Regions from separate parts of the Homo sapiens genome. Here all the other regions are linked to region 2. Evidence: chromatin contacts called from ENCODE Hi-C or POLR2A ChIA-PET data. All regions are on one chromosome and are shown on one strand. Each heading gives the region's core, a stretch centred on a gene start or an enhancer-like site at or near the end of the contact. The rest is flanking DNA. Distances are from core to core; before and after follow the strand shown. Region 1 has its middle 100 kb from the start of SIRPG. Region 2 overlaps SIRPD (signal regulatory protein delta). Region 3 overlaps LOC124904858 (a long non-coding RNA gene).

The links. A loop is a pair of places that touch in the nucleus more often than their neighbours do. ChIA-PET counts read pairs that join two places held with the same protein, here RNA polymerase II (POLR2A). Pooled maps may share reads with other maps.
Region 1: a loop to region 2 is called in a map with no recorded cell type, with 1.9 times the contacts of the local background. The contact joins two enhancer-like sites. A Hi-C loop is called at or near these places in 2 of 37 single-sample maps with no recorded cell type and 5 of 50 pooled maps. POLR2A ChIA-PET finds 5 or more read pairs at or near these places in 1 of 52 experiments (activated T-cell).
Region 3: a map of CD4-positive, alpha-beta T cell shows a loop between it and region 2 (7-fold over the local background). The contact joins two enhancer-like sites. A Hi-C loop is called at or near these places in 13 of 168 maps with a recorded cell type or tissue (CD4-positive, alpha-beta T cell, CD4-positive, alpha-beta memory T cell, CD8-positive, alpha-beta T cell and 8 more), 31 of 37 single-sample maps with no recorded cell type and 18 of 50 pooled maps. POLR2A ChIA-PET finds 5 or more read pairs at or near these places in 2 of 52 experiments (activated CD8-positive, alpha-beta memory T cell and activated naive CD4-positive, alpha-beta T cell).

What each region holds. Positions count from the first base shown.
Region 1 is chr20:1,755,748-1,758,814 of GRCh38, reverse strand. It overlaps the pseudogene CKAP2LP1. Among named protein-coding and RNA genes, the nearest start is that of SIRPG, 100 kb to the right of the region's middle. Within about 2 kb of position 1,619, at least 2 of the 41 ENCODE cell types and tissues checked have a DNase peak (open chromatin) inside an H3K27ac peak, as active enhancers do.
Region 2 is chr20:1,536,531-1,539,647 of GRCh38, reverse strand. SIRPD (signal regulatory protein delta) reads left to right here. Exons shown (of 4, transcript NM_178460.3): 3 at 2,338-2,493. The region is part of intron 2 of LOC105372499 (a long non-coding RNA gene); the gene reads right to left. Among named protein-coding and RNA genes, the nearest start is that of SIRPD, 20 kb to the left of the region's middle. Within about 2 kb of position 1,792, at least 13 of the 41 ENCODE cell types and tissues checked have a DNase peak (open chromatin) inside an H3K27ac peak, as active enhancers do.
Region 3 is chr20:1,733,386-1,736,660 of GRCh38, reverse strand. All of the region lies in intron 2 of LOC124904858 (a long non-coding RNA gene), which reads left to right. Among named protein-coding and RNA genes, the nearest start is that of SIRPG, 77 kb to the right of the region's middle. Within about 2 kb of position 1,944, at least 2 of the 41 ENCODE cell types and tissues checked have a DNase peak (open chromatin) inside an H3K27ac peak, as active enhancers do.

The sequences.
Region 1 (3,067 bases), core at 370-2,869, 220 kb before region 2:
ATTGCCCAAATCTATCCAAGAGAATGTTATCAATCATGCTGTTTTGCCTGTTAAAGCATAAGGCCCATCAGCATTAAACTCCAGGCCAGACAAGCCAATATTACAAGGTCCCAGAAGCCAAAGTTGAAGCCACTAAAACTGGGCAAAAGGCTGAATATGTTCCTTCTAACCAAACTGTAAGCCTCCAGCAGTAGCTTACAGCAGCACAAAGCTGGATCATTCACCATGGAAAAGCTGTCAAGAAAACCCATGGGGTCACTTAATGCACAGGATTTGAAGACTACAAAGCAGCAGTTAACATATCAAGGAATGTTAAGTGTACAGACTCCATAGGAAATGCCCGCATTGAAAATTAATCTTTGGTTAGCTTTCTAAAAGAGATTAATGAAGAGAATTTGCCTCAAACCTTGTCAGACCCTGAGAGGAAGCCAGACTCTCAATTATGTACTATAAAGAAGTTAAAGAATAACTCTCATAATTGAACCAAGAGCAATTTGGTTCCTCAACAAGCCTTGGGCAGATATTCAGTGACTAGTGCTGCCCTGAAAGACAGAGTTCATAAACAATTTGTTGGAGAAACACAAGTCAAGCTTCTATCAGTAAAGTCATAGCAACTCTCTCAAGAAGATCTTCCAAGACTGGGAGAAAAGCCCCCAAGACAGTTCCCTCTCTCTTTGTTCAGACCCTTAGTAGGACTCAAGCATCAAAAATAAAAAATTAATGGTGGAGGGTACAAAGGTTAATAGGGTTAATTATTAAAGAGCATGTATAAGTTAGTGAATAGGAAGTAAAACATACCAAAACCAGGACATACTCCAGTTTGTTTCAGGGAGGATATAGTAACAGACATTTAAACATTAAGCAAGATCAGCAGTCCATTCAACCTTGTTTTGGGCCTTGGTCGTGTGCACTGCAAAAATCAAAAGCTATAAGCCAGAGGCTAGTTTGACAGTTGGCAGCTTAAATTCAGTCATTCCCAGCACCCACGGCGTAAGAGCAAATGGAACTAATGGGGACAAATGCCACAACAGCTTACAACATAGAGCACAGGCATTGGTCTCCAAGCTGAAAAAGGCTCTTCTGTTTTCTAAACAAGAGAGCTCCCAAAACTCAAGCTGGTAACACAATCATGAAGGAAAAGGAGTGTCAAAAGGGACCCAAATGAATCCAAATACCGAAAAGAAGACAATAGCAGAGGATCAAAGGAAACAACTGGAAGAATGACAGAAATCTAAGGGGAAAATCTATAAGTGGCCTCCTATGACACGTAAAACAGAAAGAAAAATAATAGAGAAAATAAATATTCTGGAAGACCGTTGAAAAAAAAGAGGAAGAAAAGAAAGCACAGCTTCAACTGCTCCATAAAACTAACAACACTCTGACAGAATGTCTGCAGCTCATTGAAAGGGGTGTGGTTTTTAAGGAAATATTTGCCATATTGTCTAGTATTCCTGAGGCTGAAGAACTGCTAAATTCTGGTTCTACAAAGCAAAGTTGTTAGCCAAGAAAGGCACCTATGATGCTACTGGGCTATATGAAAAGGCCATTAAAAATGAGGCAATACCAACACAAGTGTTACAGGAAGTTGTTCTTAACATTTTGCAAGACCCAAACAAAACCATGGAAGGAATCACCTCTGACTTTTTAGTTGCTAAAACTGACATGACATCAGCAGAAGAGCTGGCCAAGAGGATGGAATCTGGAAAGTCTTGTTCTTCTCAAAAAAAAAAAACCAAACAAACAAACAAAAAGGAACAGGTACAGCAACACCCCAAATAATGAAGGCATAACAGGATAATCATCCTGATATCAAATTGCAGATCGCTCCAGCCCTGGAATAAATGGAGTGGCAGAATTGCAAGACGTGAAACTTATCACTCCTGTACGGGGTTCAGTGGAGATCAAACAAGCAGTATCCCACTACCTGGAAAGGCTGCAGGAATGCAATTTAGTAGTGACTTCTCTTGACAAGCTATTAGGTGTGAAAGAAACACAGCATTTTATATTTTATAAAAATGAGATTTTGCCTGTAACGTTAGGATTTCAAATCCTTGAATCATAAGTTTTTTAAAAAAGGTGTTTTAGAGGGCTGGGCATGGTGACTTACACCTGTAATCCCAGCACTTTGGGAGGCCGAGGCAGGCGGATCACGAGGTCAGGAGATCGATACCATCCTGGCTAACACAGTAAAACCCCATCTCTACTAAAAATACAAAAAAAATTAGCTGGGCATGGTGGCGGGCACCTGTAGTCCCAGCTACTCGGGAGGCTGAGGCAGGAGAATGGTGTGAACTCGGGAGGCGGAGCTTACAGTGAGCCGAGATGGTGCCACTGCACTCCAGCCTGGGCAACACAGTGAGACTCCGTCTCAAAAAAAAAAAAAAAAGGTGTTTTAGACCCTCTGAGGTAAGAAATGCTCTTGTTCAAGTGACCTAGAAAATAACGTATAATAGAGAGGCATAATGGATGCAGAAGATTATGTATGGCCTCTCAGGATTTCAAGTAATTTGCTTGGCTTACTCAGATTTTCTATACCCACAGGAAAGTCTTTGGTGTATGTAGGTTGACAGAGTTTTATGGTATACATATATTTCAAACTATTAAGAATTAATTTGTCCTGTAAGTATGGTAAAAATTTGTACTTTATTGATGTACTTTAACCCCAACATAGTTCTTTTTTATATTAGAAGGTTGGTGCCACAGTATGATGGTCTTTCCTTTCTGCGTCCACCTTAGCGGGGAGGGCAAGTCCTTTCACGGTGGAAGATCTGAGCTTTCACGCTGGCTTGCCAGGCTAGATGGGACATAACAGACCACCTGGTTCAAATCTCCTCACTTGCAGATGAATTTATACTAGGTTTGTCTTTGCTCAGAGCCTACAAATGATATTCATGTATGATCTTTGATTTCTGTTGCAGTAACCCTGTAGATGAAGGGGAATCCTTTCTGTGCCAGGTCTCCTGGAATGAAATGCAATCTTGAATTGGGGTGGTCATCTGGCTCTTTTGGTTTATATTCAACCCTAATTTTGCATTTATTATTCAGAAATACTCAAAGTAAAAACAAA
Region 2 (3,117 bases), core at 543-3,042:
TGAATCACTAGATCCAGAGGAAGGGATTACATAGTGGGGTGAATGCCAGGAGCTGGAGATAATCTCAAAGGCTGACTACCACAGCAGTTCTCTCAGTAACTAGGAGGACATGCAGACAAAATGTCAGTAAGGATACAAAAGATTTGATCAAGGTGATTAACAAATTTGATGTAATTGAGCACTGCACCCAACAACTGAAAAACACAGCTCCTTTTCAAGCCCATGTGAGATATTAACTAAAATTAATCATAAGCTTGGTCAAGAAGCAAGTCTCAACAAATCTTGAAATATCAAAATTATATAAGTATGTTTTCTGATCATTGTGGAATTAAACTATAAATATTTACAAAAAGATCATTAGAAAATCCTCATATATTAGGAATTTGGGAAATAATCTAAATAACTGATTTATCAAAAAAGAAATTACCACAGATACTAGAAAATATTTTGGACTAAATAATAATTAAAATACTGCACATTAAACTTGAGGCATGTAGTTACTGCTGTACTTGGAATTTATAGCCTTAAATCCCTATATCAGAAAAATAAAAATGATTGAAACCCAGTAATGAAAGCATCCATTACAACAATTTACTAAAACAATGACAAAGGTTTAATTTTAGTGTGGTCAGTGGGGGTGGGGAAGATGTTGCCAAGGGTGCTGTCTAGTTACTACTGCTGCATAGCAAAACACCCCAAAACACAAGGTCAAAAAAACAACCATCTTATTATGATCAATGACACTGTGGGTAAGGAATTCAGACAGGGTACAAGAATGACTTATCTCTGCTATATGTTGCCTGGGGTCTCAGTTGGGAAACTCACCTGGGGATGACTCAACTGCTGGGTCATCTGGAAGCTTCTTCTTTTACATGTCTGATGATTGATAATGGATATTGGCTGCATCTTAGCTGGGATGTCAGTTAGAACTCTTACATGTGTCCCTGCAATGTGATCTCTTCATGCATGCTAGTTTGGGCTTCCTCATAGCATGGTGGCAAGGTTCCAAAAATTAGCATCCCAAGAAAGCCAGGTAGAAATGCAGGGAATTATTATGGTCTAGCCTCAGAAGTCACATCACATCCCTTCTGTTGCAGTCACAGACCTGCCCAAACTCAGGGGGAGGGAACATATGCCTACATCTCCATGGGAAGAGTGTCGAAGAGCATGAGTGAAGAGGGACCTTGTTGCAGTCAGCTCTAGAAAATAGAATCTGTCATCAGTGAAGACAGGGATTAGAGTTAGAACAAAGAGTGCTAAACGGAACACTCTGGCCAGTTCCTTGTCAAGAAATCCCTCTCAGAAAAAATGTTTAACAAGCTAGAATAAGGTGTCGAGGGGAGAGGGACACTCATCATGCTACAGAGCAATCAAATCTCATCGCTGATTGGCCCCTTTCATTCCACCCCTTCTCATCACCATTCTCATCACCAACATCCGGTCAGCCACTGGTAAGGAGGCAGGGGTGGGGAGCAGTGGGGAAACTGAGTCACAGGAGGCAGTGTCTGGCACTGGGTCCACAGAAGTGATGAGCTCATGGCTAGAGGCTCTGAATGTGATTTCATGTGCAGGTGGCTGCTGCTCAGAAGGAGGAGAGGAGATGTATTCTTGGTGTGAGTGTTTCTACATCTCCTCCACTCCCTTCTCCCAAGAGGTGGCCCCAGACTAGGGACAGAAAAAAGAGATACCCCTCCTCCTCCCAGCTGCGTTTCTGCATGTCACTGTTCCTGCAGTATGAGCACACTAAGGCCCTGCACCCCCCGCTTGACACACACAGGCTTCTTCCCCTTTTCTCTAAAACAGAAACTATCCTCCTCCTCCCAAGATCGAACTCCTTGCTCACTCAAAGTCACTTCCCCTGTAAGCGTACTTTGAAGAGCCAAAGCCTCCCATCAGATATGGCTTCAGGATCATTTTTACAACTGACACCTCTGGAGTGGGGAAAAACAGGGATCCACACCTGTGAAGCCCCATTCCCGGGAGCCCTCCTCCTGACTAGCTGCACAGCTCATCTGAGCCCAGGTCTTGGACTATCACAGGAGGCTGGACACACCGTTCTCTATGGCAGACCCTGTTCCTGGGCTCCTGGATGAGGAAGGGTCACCAGCACACCTGACACAAAGTGAGGGGCCCAAAGGACACAGCCTAGGCACTAAGGGTGTCTGCCAGGGCCCCTCCAAGCACCTTGGGACCCTTATATCAGTAACTTATTAGCTTGTGTCTGATTCCTATTTCACAATCTAGAAACTGGAACGGTCATAATCCTACAGCCCTTTCCTCCCATCATAGTAACTTCCTCTTATATCATGGAACACATAGTTTTGCCTCTCTCAGCAGAGCAGAATCCAAGACCTCCCAAGAACAGACCTGCAGGCAGAGCAGGCTCCAGGGCCCACCATGATGCCCATACCTGCCTCTCGGCCCTGCCTGAGAGAAACAGCACAAACTATTTCGTCCAACCCTGCTGCTGCCTCCGGCTGCTGGGACTCACAGGTGAGTGCCCCCACCCTCAGGTACCATGATGCAGGGATGCTCTCCTGAGTTTGGCGGCGGTACCATTTCGCCACCTGCAGTGGGGCGGATGAATCTCTGTTGTCCTAGGGCCTCTTTCTTTGCCACCCCTTCCTCTTTAAGACACTTCCCTAAATAGTTTGTTTTATAACTAGTGTCTCCAAAACAAATCCTTCCAGAATTCTTCTTGCTTGGAGGGGTTGCTTTCTCTCCCATCCAGGCGTTTCCCCATGACAGGGGTGCCCAGTCCCTCTCACTTCCCACACCCCTGATGTCCTGTGAAGGTTCCACGACCCCCTAGGCCTGACCTGCAGGACCTGATGCCATCCTGAGAGAAGAAGTAGAGGAGCAGCATTTGACCCCTTGGTCCCCAGGAGGGAGACAGGGATGCTGTCATTAAGATGAGTACACATGGATGCATAGGTGATTAATAGATAGATTAGATAGATAGATAGGTAGATAGATAACAACAAGTACTACACATGCAATGTAGAACTATTAGAAAAAATTGCTAAATGGTCCTTTTTAGACTAGTAAGTCTCCCAGAATCTCAGAAACCTAGGATTACGTTCTTGATGCGGGTGTTTCTCCTGCCTGTCTACTCTC
Region 3 (3,275 bases), core at 695-3,194, 200 kb before region 2:
CAAAAAACCATATCCTGGAGGATGCAAATTAAGTCACATCTGCCAGGCAGGTATTCCCTTTTTTTTACAGCAGGTATCTCACATGATAATTACAAATACATTTGCCTCTCAGCCAACAAATATTTATTGAACCATACTCTGTGCCAAGCAATGTGGTTGGTACTAGAAATTAGGCGGAAAAATTCTTGTTCTTGTGTAACTTGCACTCAAATAACTGTAAGGTTACGCCTGTGCTAAGTGCTAGGAACGAGTATGTGGTAGTCCGAAAAACCCATGAAAAGGCAAATTGTACACAGAAACTAGCAAGGATTGCCCTAATACAAGAAATCCTAAGGAGGGGAATTAACCAGACCAAAGAGGGCATCGTTACCCAAGGAACCACACGTTCAAGAAGTAAAAGGCCAAAAAGGCTGTAGCAGAGCCAAGGGGAGTGTGCTGGAAGATGCCAGGCATGCCAGGCCGCCTGCACGTGAAGCACTTGTTGATCTGTTGTCTGGAAACAATGGGGTTATTAGGCGACGGGCAGAGGGAGGATCATACCTGATTAATAGGGACGGTTCCCCTCTGGGCTGAGAGTCTGTGTGTCCGTCTCACTCGGTGGCATCCCAGGAACCCAGAATAGCACTGCACGTAATAGGTGCTCCATAGGGTACCGGCCTGGGTGAACGGGGGACGGGCCTCTGCGGCCGGATGGACCACCCAGGGCCACACCTCCAGCGGCGACCCACATCCACGGCCCCCATATCCCAGGGCGGCCGCAGCAGGAGAGGGAGGGAGGGAGTCCCAGGGCCGCCCCGCAGACCGCCCCTGCCCTCTGGGTCCCCACGCCGCTGCCAGCCTCCTGCCGAGGTTCGGACTCCCGGGGGCCTTGAGGAACCGAGAAGCCGCCTCCTCCCGGGTGGGCGACGTCGCAGGACCGGGACGCTTCACAGAAGTCTCCCTACTGGGCACTCATCTCCCGCGGCCGGCAGCACCGGGCTCTGGAAGTGCCAAGACTTTGTTTTTTCAAGAGACAGGGTCTGGCTGTATTGTCCACGCTGTCCTTGAACTTCTGAGCTCAAGTGATCCTCCCACCTCAGCCTCCCTGGTAGCTGGGACTACAGGTGGATGCCGTCATGCCTGGTTACTAGAGGGACTTACACACACACACACACACACACACTAAAAAAAACCTACTAAACTACTTTTTAGAGAAGTTTTAGGTTCACAGAAAAATTGAACAGAAAGTACAGGGAGTTCCCATATACCCACTTGGTGTTGTACACTCTATGGATGTATAATGACATGCATCCACCATTGATGTATTGTACAGAATAGTTTCACTGTCCTAAAAATCCCTGTGCTCCACCTATCCAGCCTCTCTTTTTTTTTCTTTTTCTTTTTCTTTTCTTTTCTTTTTTTTTTCTTTTTTTTTTTTGAGATGGAGTCTTGCTCTGTCACCCAGGCTGGAATGCAGTGGCGCGATCTCAGCTCCCTGTAACCTCTCCCTCCCGGGTGTAAGCATTTCTCCTGCCTTGGCCTCCTGAGTAGCTGGGATTACTGGCACGTGTCACCATGCTTTGCTAATTTTTATATTTTTAGTAGAGACGGGATTTCACCGTGTTGGTCAGGCTGGTCTTGAACTCCTGATATCAGGTGATCCCCCTGCCTCTGCCTCCCAAAGTGCTGGGATTACAGACATGAGCCACTGCACCTAGCTGACTAAACCTCTTTTCTTTATAAATTACCCAGTGTCAGGTATTTCTTTATAGCAGTGTGAGAACAGACTAATACAGTAAGTATTATACATAAATGCAGCTGGTCTTCCTAAGGATGGTTGCCCCTTAAAGGAAAGCTCAGTTTCGTCCAGCAGTTTCCCGTAATTTTAGAATTTCCTTTTCAAAAGTGTCCAAGGCTAGGACAGTGTATCAGGTCAAAGTGTGTTGCTTTGTGAGCATCACTCCACAAAGTGTCACCAGTGAGTCATGAGTCCCTCTCCTGCATGTAACAGCTGTTCATGCAATTCTCTTCGAGAGAATTGAACTCATCCTCATGTTTCCTTTGGTTTTGAACAAACAGGAATTGGTCACAAATGAAAATACAAGTCTGAATTTCATGCAATAGGGAACAGCTACAATTTTAACAGCATGCTATGTAATTTTAGGCCAAAAGAAATGAAACTACTTATGGTAGACTGCCAATGCTACGACCTGGAACACCTGCTGTGAAATAGCAGCAGAGGAGACAGTTATCTTTTGTTTTATTCCTGAAACCAGAATCTCCTGCCCATAGACAGAGATCAAAACCTCCATTCTAAAGAGAGGCAGTTGGAGAGAACAGCCCAAATAAAGGCAAAACCTCACCAAAAAAGAAAGGGAGATCTGAATTCAGGAGGACTCACCCTTTTACACCCTGTGAAACCTCTGGAGTCTGAGGAACATAGTGCATTAATGCTGGTACCAAGCACTGAGCCCAAGAGGGAAGGCAGCATGTTCAGTGTTGGGAGGTCCCTCTGAATCCTGCTGACTACAGCGGACATGTCTACCTAAGAGAAGAAGCTTAGATAAAATTAATATAAGTAGAAGGTCTATTTGGGCCAAATTTGAAGACTGTAACCCAGGAAACACCTCCAAGTCACTTTGGAGAATAAAGAACAGACTCGAGCTTTTAAGGAAAAAGGACAAACCAGGGGAGGGGATGATTACAAAAGTTTTTGTCAGGAATTCTCATTGCTTTACAAAAATAACATTGATTAGTAACCTTTATACGTTATTTAACTATAGAATATGACTTATAGTGTCCACATATGGCATTGTTACATTAAATTGTATCTACCTGGGGCATCAGTCAGTCTAGAGTCCACATGGCAAGCAGCCTCAAGAGATGGTTACTTAGCTGAAGGAGGGAAGTGGGACATGACTGCTTTCTCATTCCAGTGCCTCTCTGGGCCTGATAATTGAAAGGGGCATTGCATTCCTCAGATTAAAAGGTTTTTGTGCAATTTATATTAAAATACGGATGTACCCAGAATTTATTTAATTACCCTTTACTTTTTCCTGCTGTGTATTGTTTTTAAATCATTATGTAATCTAAGGGTAGCATTATGCTTTCTGTCAGGCCTCCAGCCCAAGCTCAGCCATCATATCCCCTGTGACCTGCATGAATACATCCAGATGGCCTGAAGCAAGTGAAGAATCACAAAAGAAGTGAAAATGGCCGGTGCCTGCCTTAATTGATGACACTCCACCATTGTGATTTATTCCTGCCCCACCTTAACTGGGTGATTAACCTTGTGA